Regions from separate parts of the Homo sapiens genome. Here region 2 is linked to region 1. Evidence: chromatin loops called from intact Hi-C (ENCODE). Cell type or tissue: heart right ventricle. All regions are shown on one strand. Links, peaks and the distances in the headings refer to the core of each region. The heading gives the core; the rest is flanking DNA. Region 1 has its middle 75 kb from the start of SH3BGR. Region 2 overlaps B3GALT5 (beta-1,3-galactosyltransferase 5).

The links. A loop is a pair of places that touch in the nucleus more often than their neighbours do. Peaks named below come from ENCODE experiments on the same cell type or tissue, not always from the same donor. Only the 100,000 strongest peaks of a DNase experiment are listed, where the experiment ranks them.
Region 2: it touches region 1 in a loop (3-fold over the local background); 1 of 110 quality-filtered maps calls a loop at or near these places.

Annotation. Positions count from the first base shown.
Region 1 is chr21:39,525,122-39,529,508 of GRCh38, reverse strand. It overlaps the pseudogene JCADP1. Among named protein-coding and RNA genes, the nearest start is that of SH3BGR, 75 kb to the right of the region's middle. RefSeq lists an enhancer at 836-1,831. In heart right ventricle, for the core only: no CTCF peak of the experiment used is centred there; no DNase peak of the experiment used is centred there; H3K27ac peaks cover 455 bases.
Region 2 is chr21:39,658,881-39,663,267 of GRCh38, reverse strand. It overlaps B3GALT5 (beta-1,3-galactosyltransferase 5), which reads right to left. Exons shown (of 4, transcript NM_001356336.2): 3 at 3,356-3,515; 4 at 1-2,708. The coding sequence starts at 2,708. The coding sequence ends at 1,776. Among named protein-coding and RNA genes, the nearest start is that of B3GALT5, 48 kb to the right of the region's middle. In heart right ventricle, for the core only: no CTCF peak of the experiment used is centred there; DNase peaks (open chromatin) are centred at 2,487 and 2,937; H3K4me3 peaks cover 925 bases; H3K27ac peaks cover 1,893 bases.

The DNA of each region.
Region 1 (4,387 bases), core at 283-4,282:
CTGCCACACTTGGAGTCCTCTCTATGAAGTAGAACAAAGTGAATATGAAGGGCAGTTTTGCCCCCACTTCCTTTAAGGACTTGGACTCCAAGGGGTTAGCCTGAGACTCAAGGCTGGAAGCTCCATTGGTGACAACCCTAAGTGAGGTCTGAGTGCTCAGAAGCCTGGGGAGCCCACGTGGCACTGTTCCCTTCCCCTACCAAGAGAGGGCTTTCAGTCCAGCCACACTTTCTCCTGCCATAAAAGGCACCAGTGGACACCATAAGGCCATCAGCCAGTGCTGAGCTGGACAGCGACTCTTGCCTGGGGGCCTCTGGGCTGCAGACGCTCACCTCAGGGAGGCTGGTTCTGCCTCCACCCTCAGGGCACTGGCAGGAGAAATGCCACCGCCATTCAATGCCCAGGATCCTCACAGCCCTCACTTGCAGGGACTTGCCTGGAGGGTTTCTATTGCATCCACTTCCCTCAAAGACCCCTCTAGCTTGCTGGCTCACTCTACTCTTGCCCTGTGGTGAACACCATAGCCTGTAAAGTCTGGTGCCAAGAGCCCTCGGTTCTGGTTAGTCAGGGACAGCGGGAGCACTGTGTCCCTCTCTCCACCACTATCAACCTTCCAAGGGGCCACTTCACTCAGTTTCACAGAACTGAAAGTGCTGGTAAGTTTCTGACTTTCCTGGGACGCCTTGGCTCAGCCGGATAGGAGAGGGGCACTGGTTTTGTGTCACTTGATCTTGAAGACATCACTCTCTTTGCAGGACCTGGGCTCATTACCTCCATTGCCAACCTTCTGGTGTCTCTCTTCTGCTCTCAAGCTTTCATCTGCTGCCCGGAGGATGCATGGCTGTCGTCTCCACCTGAGAGGGACCCAGGGACAGAGGCCAGACACGCAGGTGGCCAGGTTCCAGCTCCTCACCTCAGCTCTCAGACTTATGTCTACCTTTTCCCAACTAAACCCAGGGTCCTCCAGCACCCACATCCTTGGCTGTTGCTCAACTCATTTCCGGGCTGTTTGCACAGAAGCCTGAATTCTCCAGTCTGGGGTCAGCACAGTTTTCCTGCTGCTGTTCCGCCTCCGTTTCCTCATTGCTGCAGCAGCTGTTTTCTTTGTCTTCCTTCTTTGTCTTCTTGAAGCTCCTTGTTAAAACTTACTCGTTAACTTAATAAGCCCAGGCACAATGGCTGACTGGTGTCAGGAGAAAACGCCCAAATCATTGTTTGCTGTTGCACAGACATGTGGGTACCTCCTTCACCACCTCCCACTTGGGCCGGGATGGACTGCATGCCCACAGACACCCACACAGGGCTGACTTCAGCCTGCTTTTGTCATCAGTGCCTGATTTATGGACAAGGAAGTCCTTGGAAAAGCACTGTTGCCGGCTGGGCTGAGGGACCTGTGACCTTTCAGGTTGCAGGCACTTCACCTCTATTTGTGGTCACCAGAAGGGACTGCCGTGTGCATCTGAGCTTCGGAGGCAGCAGGGTCCAAACATTTTGGAGTCAGGGACACACTAGACCCTCCCAGCTTTGCAACAGGAAGGAGCTGCGAGCTTTGGGATTCTTTGGGGAAACTGGTTTGTGTTTGCTGATCTCTGTACTGGTGCCCTGGCCAAGAGCCAGAATGCTGGAGTTCACTGTGCTTTGTAAGGTAAATGAATCCAAGGTCATTGATTGCTTTATCTTCTTCTGATCCCCACCCCCAGATCTTGTTTCTGGAGCTCCATTCTCCCACCCATGCTTCCTGTGACAGCCTGCAGCCCCAGGTCGCTGGAGGACATGCTCAGCAGACTCTGTGGTTGCAGAGCTGTGCTCTCATCAGACCCACTCAGATTTAAGTCATTGTTGTCCGTACCTGTATCTGGCAGCTGTGATTCTGATTTCACAGGGATGAAAATCAAACAAAATACAGTCTTGTTTTTTGTTTGGTTTTCATTTACTTCTTTGAACTTTTCTTGGTCCGAATCCCAGTTTCAAACTTTTTGAGTTTGGTTTGAGTTTCATGAGTGCCCTCGCCCTGTGGGCTTGGGGAAGAAACTTGGCTTTCTGCGTGTCTGTGAGGGCTGCCCCTCACGTCAGGCTGCCATCCTCTCATGACACAGCTGTCTCTTTGGTCAGGAAAGCCACCATTTTCTCTATTTCTGGGAAGCTGGACCCATGGCCACAAGGGGCTAGGATCAGCCAAGGCCGGGCCTCTCTTATTCCCTGACAAGGCTATCAGGCTCTGTGGATTCCAAATGGCACCATCAGCATTTTTCCATGAGCTGGCTCTTGGTCAGTGACAGGACTGGAGTTATAAGATTCATCACCAAACCTTGTGTCCTCAAAGAAACCCTGGGGTTGAGCTGGTTTGATATGTCATATCCTTGGGTCATCAAAGGGAATGTACTGAATGAAGCTGTCATGGGCAGTGGCAGATTGGAGGTGTGGAGGGAGCCCTGAGGTAAGAGGGTGTTTGCAGGGCCCAGTTCCAAGGGGGCCACAAGGAAGCCGACCACCAGCCCGGCCTTCTCAGTTGGAGGCTGCTGCTGACCGTGAATGCCACATATGAGTGAGCACTGTGTCTTCCAAGTAGGGGCTTGGGATGTGCTGGGGGGTGACCTGTGTGATGGTGGAGGTACCTACTGGAGGCTCCAATCCAAAGTCAGACATGCAGAGCTCATGCCTGGGGACTTATGGATCCGCTGCTGGCTGTCCTGATAGTCACCACTTTCTACTCCCTATGGGACTGGTGGTGCAAGCCGTCAGATGGGGGCTTGAGGGGTCTCCCAAACTTAGGCTGAGGAAAAGAGGCCAAGGAGCCACCCTTCTCAGGGTCACTTGTGAATTTCAAATTTGTTGCATAATTGGGAGAATACTGTGACATTTTAGGTAAATGTCTGTCATTTAATGGAATGGAAATTTCTGTGCAATTCAGGCTGTGGGTCGGAGGGCTATGGGGGTGGGAGAGGGGAGAGTTCTAGGCAATAATTGGGATTTCTCTTTGTTTTGAGAATTCGACACGTGTTCTCCTTGAATGAACAGTAACAGATCTTGAAATAATTTCTTCCCATCACCATCAGACACCCGCCACCTGAATTTCCTTGGCTGGTTGCAGACGTTCAGCCACTTGGCAGGACCCAACATTCTCAATTCTTCTTCCCAAGCTGCCTTCTTATTTATCTATTTATTTGAGACCGAGTTTCTCTCTGTTGCCCAGGCTGAGTGCAGTGGTGTGTTCTCAGCTCAAACCCCTGCCTTCTGAGTTCAAGCGATCCTCCTGCCTCAGTCTCCCAAGTAGCTGGGATTACAGGCTCCCACCACCACACCAGGCTAATTTTTGTACTTTTAGTAGAGACGGGGTTTCATCATGTTGGCCAGGCTGGTCTCGAACTCCTGACCTCAAGTGATCCACCCCTCTCAGCCTCCCAAAGTGCTGGGATTACAGAAGTGAGCCACTGCACCCGGCCCCAAGTTGTCTTATTCGTCACATCCTCTGCCCTTCCTCTGACTTCCTATGGACGCTGCCTCATGTGGACGGGCGGACTGTGGGCTTGGGTCATTCCTGCAGGTCTTCTGGGTCCCTCGGACCCAGCAGGCTGCTGACTTCCCGCGCTCCTCTTCTCCAGTTGGCTTGGTCATTAACAGTCTGGGGTTGGTTGATTATGAAGCCCTGCCTCAGAGGTTCTAGAAGCAGAAGTGCTCTGGGGATCCCCGTGGCCTCTCAGTGTGGCGCGGCAGCTTTCAGAGTCACTCCCACGCCCTTTCCCAGCAGGTGTCTTATGATGTGCAAAGGCCGCAGGGCCATCCTCATGCCTATTCAGCAGGCCACAGACCACTCGCATCCTTGTCTTTGCTGGCTGGCATCCCTCAGGGTTATCCCTGCGTGGTGCTGGGAGGTCTCTCAACAGTTTGTACCCATGAGTGATCAGGAGGTCTTCGGCACTGTACATGGTGCCCAGCCTCATTGAAGCTCCACCACTGGAATGCTGGTGGAGGCAGGACCCAGCTCCCCTGGGCTGTTGGTGTTAGCAAGTGCAGGGACTTCAGCATCCTTCAAGGCAGCAGGCTGGGGGAGCTTTTAAAAAGACTCTAGTTCCTGGGGCCTAACCAGAATCTGACTGAAGAGCCACAAACTGACTGAAGAGCCCTTGGGCCTTAAGTGAACGTTGGCAGGAGCCTGGCAGTACTCCTCGTGGGCCTGTGGCAATAGTGGCCATGTGACTGAGGCTCCTCTGCCTGTTGAAACGGGAGAGACTGTGTCTAATGATTTGAGTGCCAGCTTGGCTGCAGTACAATAGAATACTAGGTAGACTTCTAATGCAATTGGCATACTGAAGAATTCATCAGAGTTTTGTTCTATTTTTTTGAGACAGAGTGTTGCTCTGTCTCCCAGGCTAGAGTGCAGTGCAGT
Region 2 (4,387 bases), core at 215-4,214, 130 kb before region 1:
AGTGGCCACACAGACACACACCTGACAAGGTAGACCACGAAACACAGACGCAGGCCTACTGCCAAACAGACGACTTCTCCCTCAAAGCACAGTCATCTTCAGAATGAGAGGCGGCCCATCCTATGGAACCGAGAGGCGTGGCTCTTAAATTTGGGCTTCAAAAGACAAGCTCAGTCCCTGATTTTTTCCACCTGAGAAGGAGGCTTTTCTGAACATGACCCAGTGCGTTCAGAGCAGCCAGGATGAGGAAACACATCTACAAAGAAGCAGCTTAATCCAAACACAAGAAATGGTATGCAAAATAGGATATCAGACGTACTTTTGCAATTGAACATGGTCAAAACCATTTTGCAGCAAGTAACTTTTCCTGAGTTCAAGTAAGAGTTTAGTCCAACATTTATATGTGACACAGCCATGTGAGGCCTCTTCTCTGAGTACAAAGTAAAGTCTGGTAAAGTAAAAAATTAAAAGAAAAATCATTTCTATAATTAGGAGCAAGATTACTTTGCATGTCACGTGACCATGGCTGAATGGGCAAAACTAACGAAGTACCTTGGTTTTATACAACCCTGCAACACAGGCTCGCACAAACCTCTGGGTAGGAGGCAGCGGAGCAAACTGAAGGCTAAACAGCAAACCACAAAGTTCAGTTGTTCCTCGGCCAAATGAGACATTCAATGAAGATGAGCTTGGCTCAGGCTTGGGAAGTGGACGCAGGACCACCCTGCTTCACCAGGGCCCACTTTAGGGCTCTGAGCCCGAGGGGTCCTTGAGAGCATCCTGACTTGACTCCAACTGAATTCCCAGAAAGCTCCCAGAATCCCACATGAACCCCATCTGAGTTCAACTGTCCTTCAGTTTGAACTGAGAGCCCTAAAGTGCTCCTGGGGCAGTGGCTGGTCCCCATTGATCAAAAACAAGGGACAGTTGGGGTGATGAAATGAGAGAGCAGCAGATGGCTCAGAAGGGATGTCCTGCTCGCTAGGCAGGTCAGCAGTGTGGGCAGTCTGTACAGCAGGTCAGAATGCAGTGGTTTCTGAGCCTAATTTATACATTTATAAGAACTCTGTCCAGAGCTGGGTGTTCCTCAGCATGTGAGCTGCATCCACTGCGGGGACATTTCCTCGGATGAAACTTGGGTTGTGTTGAGTACCGAGCCGATAACATGGACTCAATCCCAGCTACATCCAGCCCTGTGAATGAAGGAGCTGGGGTGAATTTGGTCATCCCAGGCTTAGCTCCAAAAAGCACAAGGACTGGGAGCTGAGGTGGAGGGGACTCGACAGGGATGGAAGGATGCCGGCTCCGAGACCTCATCATCAGTGTCCCCTCCTAAGGGAGGCAGCACGTGGGAGTGGTTCAAGTCAGGGGCTGCCCACCAGATTCTGACAGTGCTCGATTTTCATTCCCGCTCCTATGCCTACTGGCTGTGAGCCTTGGGACAAGTTTCTGTACCTCTCGCAGCTGCTGTGTCCTTGCCTGTAAAATTAGGATGGTAACACCCATCATGTCATAGGATACTGACCCCTGAAATGCAAAAATCCAGGTGTATGTCAAACACTTAGTATGAAGAGTGTGCGTGCCCAAGAGACGGGCCTATTATTGCCTGGGGCACCAAGTGGGAACTAATCAGTGACTTCATGAACACCGACATTCTGGCGTGGATTTCAGCACTGAAGAACAGCATCCTCTGTCCCGCCCCCTCTTCCAAAATCTAGCAAAAACTATCCCCACGGGTTATCTGAAACTTGTCCGGATGTGCCTCTGGGCTCCCCTCAGACAGGCGGACAATCTTCCCCCCGGGAATTCTCTAGAGCCTGCCAGTAGTCCAAGAGAGTCCGAGGCTTGATGAAGTGGCAGGCCACGATCCTCCTGAAGAGGCATACGGAGAAGCGTAAGCCCCCTGGAAAAAAGGTCGGCTGGGAGTGGAGCTCCTCCAATCTGATGTTCAGCCTTTCGAGGCAGAGCCCCACAAACACGTCTTCCAGTTTAATGTATGGGACGCTCTTGGAGACATTGTACACCTGACTCGCCACGTCGCCAGAAAACACGTAGCCGGTGCCGGAGCAGAATGGTGGGTACCTGTCCCACGGATATTCAGATTTACTGACAAACCACTTGCTGAATGGCTGCCTGATGGGAAACTCATTGAGTTTCAAGAAGCCAGTGAAAAACCTGGTTGTTCTGTTTTTCTTCAGAAGCAGTTCAGTCAGATAGTCAACATTGATGAACATGTCTGAGTCTGTTTTCATCACAAACGCCGCCTGAGGACAAAAGCGATGGACCCATTCTATGCCCATCATGGTCTTCAGGGTCAGATTGTAATAGACGTCTAGGAAATCCTTCTGGATAATGTCCCCGTGTCGCTGGCTCTCCTGGTCCACCTCTTTCGTTTCCGCTGCACTGCTGGTGGTCCCCAGGAGGAAGAATGTCTTCAGCTGCTTTCCCTTCACCATCCTCTCTTTCCCCCACGTCTGCCGGATGGCCATGCGCTCAGCCAACTGTTTGTGGGATGAGGTCACCAGCAGGACGAGGAAGGGAGGTGTCTGCCTGCAGTCTGTATCTGGGAGCTTAAGGAAGTTCCCGTCTTTCTTGTAAACAAAGGACTGTTCTTTGAAAGGATTTAGACTGTACATGCTAAAATACAAACAAAGAGCCCCCAGAACCAGAAGGCAAATATACATCAATCTCATCTTCGGGAAAGCCATCTGAAAGGAACAAAATCCAATGATTAGACCTCAAAAGCATGAGGATGTGTCTAGTTTTATGCTAGGAGGCTGAGGTGGGAGAGGAGACCCGTGTTTTGGAAACTCTAGAACCTCGCTGCATACAGAAGTCGGGTGCTGTGTGGTTAAACAGTTAAGCACAAAGGTCTAACATCTGCCAGCATCTGTCACTTCATGGTGTAAGATAAAAAGCTCAGAGATTCTGGGCATTGGTCCAGGCTCTGCAGCCCTTAACCTACGGGAGTCTCCAATTGCCTGTCTGTAGGGATATGGCACCAGGTCCCTCACTCGGTCCTCCAGCTCTGCCCTTCTATGACTCCATGATGAAGCGCAGCAAAACAAGCTGCAGGTCTGGAAACCACGCATTGTAGATCTAAATGTATGGACCACTTGCATTCTTCTCTGATCTAATTAAGCAGCATTCCTGCTCCCAGAAAAAAGCAAGTCCAGTGTTCTGATGTGCACAAGTACCTTCAAATTCTGTCTCTGCCAGAATTATTTTTTTTTAAGTTACTTTTTACAGTCTCTGATCTGATTCTTTCCTGTTCTGCCCACCCGTCTCTGCTATCCTCGGCAAGTTCAGGATCATCCATGGTAACGTTATAACATTAAGAAAGCGTATAACTCACTTTTTGCTGGGTAAGAGGAACCTCTGGTTTGAAAGCTAAAGCCACAGTGTAAATGCCAAGAGGAAATTTGTCTCAAAGAACTGTCAGTGTAGAATGCTCCATAATTATCAGGTTCTGGGCTTGGTTTGTTTACCAAAAATGGTGATTCTGACAGGAATCACTAGGAAAAAAAAAAAAAGAGTGTCATTCAAATCACTCGTGCCTTACCAGCAGGCCTTCACAATTTACCGTGTCTGTAGCGTCACCTTCCAACCTACTTATGTGACTCTGAGCACGCATTTGAGCCCCAATCCCAGCCTCACTTTTCTCATCTGTAAAATGGGTATGATCAAGGCAAACAAAGTCCACAACAGTAACAATATGCCAATCCCCCAGAATCCTTCAAGCCTAATAAGTTAGGATAGCACCTAGCAGCTTTTTAAAGAGACATGATAAACTCATAAATTAGAGTCTCACTTCTCATCCTGATAATTTACCTTATTTACATAACAGAGTCTGTAGTTAATGCTGAGAGAATTTAACACAGAGAATAAATCCAATTCTTAACACAATAGCGGCACTTTAAAAATGTTACCCTGGGTGAGAGGACAGAGAGGACAGCAAGAAATGAAACTGAAAGAGTGAAAAGCAGAGTTGGTTTGGGCTTTTTAATTTTAATATTTCAGAGACCTGATGTCACTCTGTCTCCCAGGCTGGAGCACAGTAGCACAATCATAGCTCACTACAGCCCTGAACTCCTGGGCTCAAGCGATCCTCCTGTGACTTGGGTCACAGCTTCCCAAGTAGCTGTGACCACAGGCGCATGCCACCATACTCTTCTAACTTTGTATTTTTTGTAGAGATGGGGTTTCACTATGTTGCCCAGGCTAGTCTCAAACTCCTGGGCTCACGCAGTCCCCTGCCTTGGCCTCCCAAAACACTGGAATTACAAGGGCAAGCCACTGTGCCCAGCCAAGAGCTGGTTATTTTGATGGCCAAAAGAGCACCTGAAAATTTCATTGTCAAAATTCTGTTCTACATATATTCGCCAAA